2 separate regions of the Homo sapiens genome follow, and region 2 is linked to region 1. A link is an interaction called in ENCODE POLR2A ChIA-PET data of the cell type or tissue named here. Cell type or tissue: K562. All regions are shown on one strand. Each heading gives the region's core, and the rest is flanking DNA. Links, peaks and the distances in the headings are about the cores only. Region 1 overlaps TJAP1 (tight junction associated protein 1). Region 2 overlaps PPP2R5D (protein phosphatase 2 regulatory subunit B'delta).

Region 1 (5,365 bases), core at 135-5,134:
CATTAGAAATGGGACTCGGCACGCACAGCAGAGCTGCACTGTGAACCCTCTGAACAGCTGAGCAGAGTGTAGACAGAATAGGTGTAAGGCATGATCTGTACCAGAAGCTGGCTGAGCAGTGTCCTTTAATAAAAGGAAAAAAATTTGCCAAGCATCACTCTTTAACCAGGAGGTGGGACTTATACCTGCTCCCTTTTGTGGGTACGCATATTTGATCAGGGGCTTCCACCGTGGTGGAAGATTGCTGTTGCTAGAGACAGAGTGGTATGAGAGAGAAATCTCTTCAGAATCCTGCTGCTCCCCAATATACTATCTTACCGTTCCCAGCAAGCACCCATAGGAGCAACAGCAAAAAGTTTCCAGCCCAAGAGCCAAAGATGCCGTCCCACTTCCCTTCTGCCATCCTTTCCGGGGTTCTGCCTAAAGCTCAGGCAAAGTCAGAGATGCAGAAGAGGAAAGGAGGTTCAAGCATCCATCCTTCTCCCAGCTGAGGCTGAGGCCATCCCTTCAACACCAGCCCAGGAGAGGGAGACAGGAATCCAGACTGGATATGGTTCTTTGGCTTTTCCAACTTCAGCCTTCCCCACCAAACATCTCCAGCTCCCCACGTTCTGCACTACTACCTCACTCCACAACTCTCCTGATCCTGGAGCAGCTAGCTTGCCCTAGAGAGCAACTACCTCCCTACTCTCCACATCACCAATACCTACTTCAGGTAATTGTGGCCCCATCAGTTTATCTGGGTTCAGATAATTTCTGAACCTACTACGAAGCCTTTCTGCTCTCAGCTGTCAATGAATCAAGCAAGTGAGAGACCTTAAGGAGTCAATGAACACAACCTTCTGAATCAGGAAGGGCCCACACATTACCATGAAAATCATCCAAGCTCTTCTTCATAATTCAACCAAGCAAAGTCAAACGGAAGTTAGTAATCGCTACTGCTTTTAAAATGAAAGGAACACCCAGCCGTTTCAGAATACACCAGCTGTGTTGTATGCCACCTTAATTCCCTTGGAACCCAGCAGGGTATAAATAAATAATAATAAATACAAGCCCTTCCTAAAGCCCCTCATCAACCACTAAAACACAAATGTCTGATCACACAGGGACTGGGGCCTCCCCCTCAGGAACTGTCCTGAGCTGTAAGTGCTGGATGTGGAGTCTCTGAAGTCTGCAAGCCTGTGGGAAGCTGTGCCCCAGTGGGGGTCAGCTACACTCCCGCCACACAAGTCTGGCCGCTTCTCAAGCCTCTGAAATCCAGTCTCTGCCCCCAACTGATGTCTAAGGAACACAAATGGTCACCCTGCAAGCGTAAGCCCTGGAACCAGGTGACCTGGCCTTGGTCCTGGGGATTGCTCATGAAGATCCCCACTCCTTGCACCATTAATACAGCCCCTCTCCCACTGACTCCCCATGAATAGCAGTCCCCCAGAGCAGTGGGCTGATCCCACCAAAACTGGGTTCGGCCTCGCCCACATCGTCTCCGGGGTACCCCTCCTGCTTGCCACCAGCCCCCAGTTTCCGGCATGCAGCTGTTCCTGAGATACATGAGTAAAGCCTTCAGCAATCCCGGGCGCGTGGCAGGCAGGCAGCCAACAGCTCATAGGGTGGGGACTGGGCAGAGGTTCTGCTCTGGGCTGAAGACAAGGCTAGAAGATGTCAGTCTGTGCCCAGACCAGCCCTGCTGCCCCTCCAACAGCTATGCCCGCCACCCCTCTGGGCAAGTACAACCTCACCCTCTTGGGACAAGTTGCCTGCAGCCCTGACCTGGCCCCCTGCCTACTCTAAACCAAACAGATTGACAGGGTTTTGAAAGCCAAAAAGAGTGGGAATTATTCTGCCCCAAAGCAATCCTGAGGACTCAGAACAGTGCTGGTGACCTGTGAGAGCTCATCTGGCTCCCACATGAGCAAACACTTCCAAGTCTATCCACCTGGCCTCACATCCAGACAAACACTTCACAGGAACAAGGGGCTAAAGAGCCAGGCAAACCAACCCCTCCCTGCAAAAAAAGAGGGCAAGAAATCCCCAAGGTCATAGCCTGCATTTGACATTAGACCCCATGCCCTCTCCTAAGAAAGGCCAAAGTGAAGGACCGGCCCTCAACCAGGCCTCAACTCCAGGCCCTTTTGCTTTCCTGGTCAGAGCCAAGTCAAGAAAGCCTCCAGCTTGTTAACTCCCCATTTGGGGTCCCTAAACATCTCTGCATTACTGCTAGTCCCCATGAATAATATATAGTACTATAAATGTTTATTTGTACATAGTACACTCATATATAATACATTATAAGCTCAATCCACATGCATATAAATAGGTATTGTTTATTCCTTAATCAACTATCATACATTCACTATTATTAATCATATAATAAAATTCATTTCCACATGGATATTGATCAGTACTATAAATCCTTAATATTGCATAGTACATATATTCATTTATTGGACGTAGTGCATTTTCATCAAGATATTTCTCATCGGGCCAGGCACAGTGGCTCATACCTGTAATCCCAACACTTTGGGAGGCCAAGGCGGGCAGATCACCTGAGGTCGGGAGTTCGAGACCAGCCTGACTAACATGGAGAAACCCCGTCTCTACTAAAAATACAAAATGAGCCGGGCGTGGTGGCGCATGCCTGTAATCCCAGCTACTCGGGAGGCTGAGGTAAGAGAATCGCTTAAACCTGGGAGGCGGAGGTTGCAGAAAGCCGAGATCGTGCCATTGCACTCCAGCCTGGGCAACAAGAGCGAAACTCTGTCTCAAAAAAAACCCAAAAAAACAAACAGATATTTCTGGTCAACATGGATATCCCCCACCAACTTTGGTCTCTTAATCTATCAACCTCCGAGAAATCATCATCCCGCTCAGGAGTGCTATCCTCCTCGCTCCGGGCCCATAACACACCCTCTCCCATTTACAAGCTCCCACCCAGTGCTGGTAGGCTGCTGCCTTCTCTCACCCAGCCCAAGGGGAACAGAATCCACTTAGGCAGCCTTCTGTTCTCAAGCTCCCCCTGTCCAGCCTCCCTAGCACCACACTGCCTCCGGAAGCCGAAGCCACAGTCTATCTAGAGTGACCTGTGTGGAACACCAGGAAACAACAGGCAATCAACTTTCTCATGATCTCCAGACCCGCCTCTCCTTCCCAAGCCTGGAGGGAGAAGGGACTGCGTGGGAGCTTCTCCAAGCCAGGCTGCACGCACCCATCTCCCAGTCTGAGGCCAGGACTTTTTCTGAGCCCAGTGTGGAATCCGAAGCCAGGTCCTGCCCCCACTCTACTGAGGCACCCTTCCCAGCTTTTCATGGCTAAAGTCCACCAGAAACTCCGGATGTGAAAAGAGGTGGGGGGGACAAACTTCACCTCCCAGAGCAACGGTCACCAATGGGAGTGACATCTCACATGGGTCCCTGGTTTGGGGCCCCAGCATTCAGTTTAAGTAGCTTCACTTTTCTGCCCAGGGAATTCCCCAGAACCAGGTCAAGGTTTTCCTCTACCTCCCCAATCCTAAAGAGAACCTTGCAGCTGATCCTAACTTCTTATCCTAGGGTGAGAGTAACAGGGACACTATCCAACCTTCCCTTCTTGATAAAGGGAGGAAATGATCTGATCTAGGAGAAAAGTCCCTTCCCACTCTAGTTCATCTGTCTCTGAGGCATGAGAAGCAGCAGCAGCATGGTAATTGAGGGATCTTCTCAAACTCTGTGCTAAAAGCACAGATTCAACAGAAACTCGAACCAATTCTGTATGAAGGGAGAAGTGAAGAGCACGCTGCTGACTCGGGGAAGGGTGACGGTGGGGGGTGGTCAGTGGAGCCCAGCAGCAGGCTGGTGATGGGCAGGTGGCCGTGAAGGGGGCACATCCCCACCCACAGCAAAGGGAGACTGGGAAAATAGAGGGACGCAGTAGTAAGAACAAGAGAGCAGAGGAGATGGCGTGATATAAGCTAAGGAGGGAGGCAGCCAGGCTGCGGGGAAGGATGGAGGACAGAGGCCCTGCTGGTGGCACCCCAGGGCAGGTTAGCTGGCTGAGGTCAGACTCACAGGGTTAGTGTCTTCTCCCCAACCAGCCAGCTCTCCTGGTTAGTGCAGTTAGCGACAGACTCATGGCAGATGCCCTCCAGGCACTCCATATAAACAGACAGCTTGGTTTGTGAGCAGCCCAACTCCGGAGCTGCAGAGAGAAAGCAGAGGAATGGCAAGCTGCAGGATGCCCAAGGGGACACACTGCACACTGCACTCTCCTGATGGGAAGCATCGCAGACTTACCACCAGACCCTCAGGGGCTTTCTCCCATCCGGAAACCATGCCAGATGGAAGCCAAGCACTCCCCCTGCCAACCAGGGAGGCCAGCTTGCTGACCTCAGGCAAAAAGCCTCTCTGGTTGGTCAACAGAAAGAGAGGACGGCTGTTGGAGAAGGGGCTCAGCTCCTCTATCTCGCCTGTTCCCCAAACACTGCTGCCAGGCTGCACCAGGACTCTGAAAGCTAGGCTGTAAGAACAAAGCCACCCACAGCTGCAGCTGCAACCCATCCCGCACCAGTGCCAGCAGAGTCCATCCCACCACCTCCCACAGGCTCTGAGGGGCTGGGAGAGAAGCAGCCCAAGGATTAGAGGCTATGACAAGGGCTGCGTCGGAAAGCACAGTACAATGGGGCAGTGTGTGCCTGGCCTACAGCTGGGCCAGTCAACAGCACGGGCTGCACACTGCCGCCTGGCCAGGGGTGGCACTTCCCAGGGAACCAGCCCCAGAGGAGCAACAGGGACTATTCTCCCCTCTCAGAACAAGCAACACGAGCAACAGAGCAAGAAGCTCTCCCATCAACGGCAGAAACAACTCTTCCATGAAGCCTCCAGACCACCCTGGGGGAAGTGACACCTCTAGCTCACAGACTGCAAGGCAAATGAGGCAAAAGCAGTGGCATTCCAGAGACCCCACAAGATGTGTCCCCTGGGGCGGGAGGACAGGACTGCAACACATATATCCACACCCACTGATGCTTAGCAGAGGGTAAGATGTTGGCAGGGAAAAGACAAGAGAGGGGTCCTCTCTCCTGTTCTAGGAAGCCCTGCAGGCTCTCTGATGACTCAGGGCAAAAAGGGAAGAGTCACCACCCTGGCCACAGAGGTGGGCCTGGCCTTTTCCCAAGCCTAGGATCAAGATTCACGCAGACAGGAAACACTTCCAATAATTGCCTACACACTGGGCTCCCCATGTTGCTCTGACTACAGCCCAAGAGCTCAAATAGGCCAAGGCCTGACTATGAAGATGAGACAACTGTCTAGAAAAAAAAGACAACAACTCTTCCGACAGGCCCTGACCCCTGCTCTAGACTGAGCACAGCCACTGACAGGTGACCTTCAGAATC
Region 2 (5,365 bases), core at 233-5,232, 500 kb after region 1:
TACTGTGTACTTCCTTAAGTCTCTCCCTCTTCTGGTGTTCTCTCGGCTTGCTGTTTATTGCTTTATAACCCGAGATTGCTAAGCTGCGCTGAACTCTGCTCAGGACTGTCTTTTAGTCATGCTGCCATTCAATCAGGACCAAGGGCAGTGGGCCCAGCTGGGCCCAACTCAGGGACACCAGCCCCTCCCAATCCCCTGCCCCACCCGAGCCATGCTGAAGTCACTTGTTACCCCATCAAGTGTCTGTGGACTTTTCCCCTTTTGCCCAGGATCCCAGAACCTCCCGCTTTTTGCCCTAAGAAAAAGGAATTCTCAACATTCCAAGTTGGTAAGCAGAGAAACAACTTTCATAGGAATCTCTGGGGAGTCTGAAGAACTAGAGAATGTATTTGGTCTATACCAACCAAAGGTAAATCCTGCCTGAGGGCAGTCTGGATGGGCTGTCCAGGTCCCTCCCAGGATATGGAAGCCTTCCCTTCTGCCTCACCCCCTGGGATCCCCTACCCAACTAGCCATCATGGAGTTGCGGGTGGCACCTGCACCACATCTAAGGCTACGCCTACATTCATTACCTCCTCAGTGTTCTCGCCTCCACCATCCTTGCCCGAGCTGCTAGGCTTGGCTGTGCATTTGGCAACCTTGGGGGGCTCCTGAAAGGAAAAGATGAAAGTAAAGTTAGCAGATGCCAGGAGAAGGGAGAGGTCTTATCTGGCTCCCTTAGATCTTTGTTGCAAATATCCTCTGTCCAGTTGAATCAATCAATTAGAATCTACCTTGTGCGGAGCTGGGGTGGGTGGAGGGATCTACGCAGAAGGAGATTCAGCCCCTCCAAAGAGTTTAGAATCTGGTTAGGAAGTCACCCCAAACACACACTAATTCAGCGTGAGAATGCTCCATCTTTCACCTCATCAGGCTGGTGCAGAGGTTGGGCCTGGGAGGGCCTTTGCTCAGGTCAGAACCAGGGTGAGGAGGCTTAAAGAAAAAGCATCAGGGAACAGCTGCTCACTGGTTTCTGGCTAAAGTGGTCAAAGGTGTGCCGGAGGCTTTCATGCTGGAGTGCAGGGAGTCACCACTCTCCCCTCACAGCCACCTGGAAAGACTGGGAGGCAATTTTTGGATGTCACAAATAGCGCACAGACAAGAGGGTGCTACTCAGCATTTAATCAGTAAGGCCCAGGAATGCTAACAGGTACAGAACTGTCCCACTCAAAATGCCAAGAGCACCTCAGTTGACAAGCACTAAGACAGGGATGGGGGTAAAACCCTGAACTGTTACAAAGAGTGAGCACTAGTCTGAAGTCTCCTTTGGGAACCTGGCAGCTGGCTCAGAGCCCTGGCCTGCCCAGCATCTCTTCCTATGCTTCGAGCCAAAAAAAGCAACTGCACAGGGACAGGATAGGGAAAATGTGAAAAAGACTTGGGGATTTAGGTCTGACTGCAAGCTCAACACAAATCATCCATGTGCAGCTCATGTGACCTTCCATCTTGTTAAAAGACCTGTGCAGACTGCTTGGCACTGACAGGGCTATCCTGGAGGATCTGGTTCAGTCATGAGCATCAGGCTTGGGAGGGGCCATGACAAATCCTAGTGTTTCTTAGAGGGAAATGCAACCCATACTGGGAGTGGATTCAAAGGCATGTCCCAAGACCAACAGCTGCAGGAACTGGGATAGTTAACAATGGAAGGGAGGAGTCATGAGGGATGGAGAAGCAAGATGGATCTTAAACAAATGAAGATGCAACTTGGATGCCTTGGATGCAACTTGTCCATATGGACCAGAGGCACGAGAGCAATGGGCTGAAGTTGCAAGCCACCTGAAGCTCCAAACAAGGAAGAATTTTATCATGGAGCAATTGCACTAAAACTGGCCACCTAGTGAAGCCGAAAGCTCCCCAACCCCTGAGAACATTCAAGCAGGGGCTTGGTGACCTCCTGTAAGGCATGTTGCAAAAGAAATTCAAGCCTTTAATGAGGACTGGAGGATCTTGGAAATCACTTCCAGCTCTGAGATTGTGCAATTCAATAGCAGCCAAGCCCCTTCAGTGAGAAGTGTTAAATCGAGTTATTGTGACTATGGGGGCAAAAGGATTTCAGGGAGAAGAGAGCTCTGTGTGGGCTGGAGTAGGGGGAAGGCTTCTTGGAGGTGGGGAGGAAGAAAGGTGTGGTGTAGAGCAGCTCCATGCAGTAGGGGGAAGGAGTTCCTTCTTTGGCCTGAGCACGCTCCTGCTGTATACTAACCCAGCTGGCCACACTGACCCTTATCAGTGGCTGAGAGCATGGGGTGGAGAGAAATAGGCCGGGGGCAGGGTGCAGGCAGGACACAACATTGAGGTGTCTGCACACACCCCAGACATGAACCCCTTGAACAAAGCTGACCCATCTTCATACATCTCCAATCTATTAGACCATAAGCTGCTTATTCTTTTTTGTACCCCTCCACCCACCCTACAGCACTCAGCATGATGCCTCAGACGTATCTTTCAAAGAATGAGCCTAAGAGAGATCCAGCTGCCTTAGTGTGTGGGTGTGAGTGGGCATGGAGGAACCAGGCCTACCACCCTTGCTCCCTGGCTCCTGCAGAACAGGTGAAGCACACACATTTCAGCCCAGCTCAGTAGTCAAATGCTGTGTAGCACAGAGGTTAAAAGAACATGTTTGGACTCAGCCCTGTGTTTTGGGCCCAACTCTTACTGGCTGTGTAATCACAGGCAAGTTAACTAGCCTCTCTGAGCCTCAGTTTCCTCATCTATTAGATGATGACAATCATAATACCCTCTTCCCTCAGCACAGTGTTAAGGCACATGAAAACCGTAGTGCTGGTCAATGTTATTACTATTATTATGAACAAGAAAAAAATCGGAGGGGGCAGGGGCACCCTACTCAGGAAAATAAAAGAGGTAAGTCCCAGAGGAGAACATGAAGGAAGAGGAGAGATGCGAATCCCTCCAAGAGATTATCTTAGCACCTATCCACTAAGCACGTACTTACCGTGTGAAAAGGAGTTGTCAAACCAAAATGAAACTTAGTTATTATCTCAAAGGGGAAGAAAAGTCTTGTCCACAATTAATTCCCATCCAAGGCCAAACACAAAAGGACCATAAGTGGCCTACTAAGTGTTCTGCAAATCCAGAAAAGAAAGGAGAGTTCACTCCTGACTGAGGGCTCAGAAAGGCTTTAGAGAGGAAGCTGTGAAAGATGGCCAGGAGAGAGGGGACAGGTCATAGATGAGCAATAAAGATCCTCCACCCACAGCCATCCAGACAAACCTCAGTCACACTGGCAACCCCCCTGCCCCTTAGAGCCTGCCAACCATTGAAGAAGGCCAAATGCAACTGAAAATCAAGAGCAGAAAAACCTTATAGGGAGGTGAGAGTTATGCCTGGCTCCATGCACCCCGTTACTTCCAACACCCTTTCCCAACCAAACGTTTACACCCATGGTCCTAGCAAATCTCACTGGCAATTTGTCTTCTTCACAATCTAGTAGGCTATTGCTTTCTGTGGATGGGACAGTATCTAGTCCAACAGACTAAAAATTACAAATGGGTGGGGACCTCACCAGCTTTCCCCGAATTCCATTTCCCTTAGCCCCTGTTGTGGCTGATTTCTGTGTGCATTGTCTACGACTGAGCTACCCAAACCACCTCCGCATGCCCACTCCCCAAGGACAGGGCCTGGGTGGGGCACAAAACCCTGTCCAGCTCACTACTCCCAGGAGGCTCACTATCTAGTACACCATCACCAACCCTGTACTTAGAACCTCAGGCCCTGAAAGGTTAAGGGGACAACTCAGAATCAGAGCTGCCTGGCAAATACAGAACAGCCCCAGGAGAAAAAGTTTGATTGAAAAGGTCAGAGATGGCAGCCCAGTAACCCAGCCAATCAGAGGGCAAATGAAAGCAATATACCTCTGGGGTCATCGAGCAGGTGGCCAGAACACCAGGCCAGAGCCAACCCCCACCAAAAAGGGCCAGCCCCAGGAGAGGAGAAGCTGGGGGAGGCTGGAACTGGTATCCTAGCATCCTATGTGTGAGTCTGTACCTCAAAGGAACCACACCTCTGAGTCAGACCTCAGCAACAGCAGGAAACAGAGGGTAGAAAAAGGCACGGATGAGGAGCAGGGGAAGGCAGCACCGAGGTAGATGAGGAAGGTGAAAGAAGGCAACATTAAGAACTGGCCTGTGGGCCAGGCACGGTGGCTCACACCTGTAATCCCAGCACTTTGGGAGGCCGAGGGGGTCAGATCACCTGAGGTCAGGAGTTCAAGACCAGCCTGATCAACATGGAGAAACCCCGTCTCTACTAAAAATACAAAATTAGCCGGATGTGGTGGCGCATGCCTGTAATTCCAGCTACTTGGGAGGCTGAGGCAGGAGAATCGCTTGAAGCTAGAAGGCAGAGGTTGTGGTGAGCCGAGATCGCGCCATTGCACTCCAGCCTGGGCAACAAGAGCAAAATTCCATCTCAAAAAAAAAAAAAAAAAAAGAAATGGCCTGTGTCAGGACATCATGATAAAGACATGGGTGTTCAGGGGTGGCTGGCCTGCAGGCTAAGAAGGAACAATAATCTGACAGTGAGGACAAATTCCCAATTTGAAGATGGTGTAGCTTAGGAAAGGCAGAAATCCAGCACTGGTGCGAAAAGAAAAAAAAAAAGGAAAAATGCAAAGGTTATCCTAGGATTAAGAATAAGGGTGAGGAGCCTACTCAGATTAGGAAAGGTGACTGGTCTAGGATGCACTTGGGTGACAGTTAGGAGGGCTTTGATACAAAAGAGGCCTTTAAGTCAGGAGACCTGATATTGCAGCTGGGCCTCCAGCAGGCTGTGTGACCTTGGACAAGTCCCTTGCCCTGTCGGGGCCTCAGTCTCCTCATCTGTACCATTAGGGATTGCACTGCATGCGCTCAGAGGTCCCTTCCAGCACCAACGTTGTGAGGTTCCATCAACAGAAGGGCTCAGTCCTGCTTACAAGTTTGTGTGTGAAGGAAGAACTAGAGGGAGGGGCCTAGGCCAGATTTGGGTGGAGGAGAGAGAAAGCAGCGCTGTTCTAGGTCAGGGGCTTGGCATGGAAAGAGAAGGGGCCGTAGGGGACTGCGGGGCGGCTGTCCCAGGCGGGTAGGAAGAGGAGACAAGGGGCTGCTCAGGGCGGGGCGAGGGGGCAATTCTGGAGGAAGGTGCAGTTTCAGATGAGGGGCTGCCCAAACCGAAGGGGGATCGGGGCCAGGGGTGATGGGGGGGACAGAAAAAGCAGGACAGTGACCTGGGAATGGGGCAGATCTGGAAGAAGGAGGTTACCCTGGGCCGGGGGTAAGAGAAGGGAAGAAGGGAGGGAGGTGTATGTGGGGGGAGTCTCTCCGGGGCAAGG

Evidence for each region. Peaks named below come from ENCODE experiments on the same cell type or tissue, not always from the same donor. Only the 100,000 strongest peaks of a DNase experiment are listed, where the experiment ranks them.
Region 2: POLR2A ChIA-PET joins it to region 1 with 5 read pairs; 3 of 35 experiments call an interaction of 5 or more read pairs at or near these places.

The regions. Positions count from the first base shown.
Region 1 is chr6:43,488,704-43,494,068 of GRCh38, reverse strand. The region is part of intron 2 of TJAP1 (tight junction associated protein 1); the gene reads right to left. Among named protein-coding and RNA genes, the nearest start is that of TJAP1, 14 kb to the right of the region's middle. RefSeq lists enhancers at 3,238-3,832, 3,833-4,426. In K562, for the core only: no CTCF peak of the experiment used is centred there; no DNase peak of the experiment used is centred there.
Region 2 is chr6:42,984,896-42,990,260 of GRCh38, reverse strand. PPP2R5D (protein phosphatase 2 regulatory subunit B'delta) reads right to left here. Exons shown (of 16, transcript NM_006245.4): 2 at 573-650. Among named protein-coding and RNA genes, the nearest start is that of PPP2R5D, 3.0 kb to the right of the region's middle. RefSeq lists silencers at 1,396-1,690, 5,333-5,365. In K562, for the core only: no CTCF peak of the experiment used is centred there; DNase peaks (open chromatin) are centred at 2,270 and 5,089; H3K4me3 peaks cover 558 bases.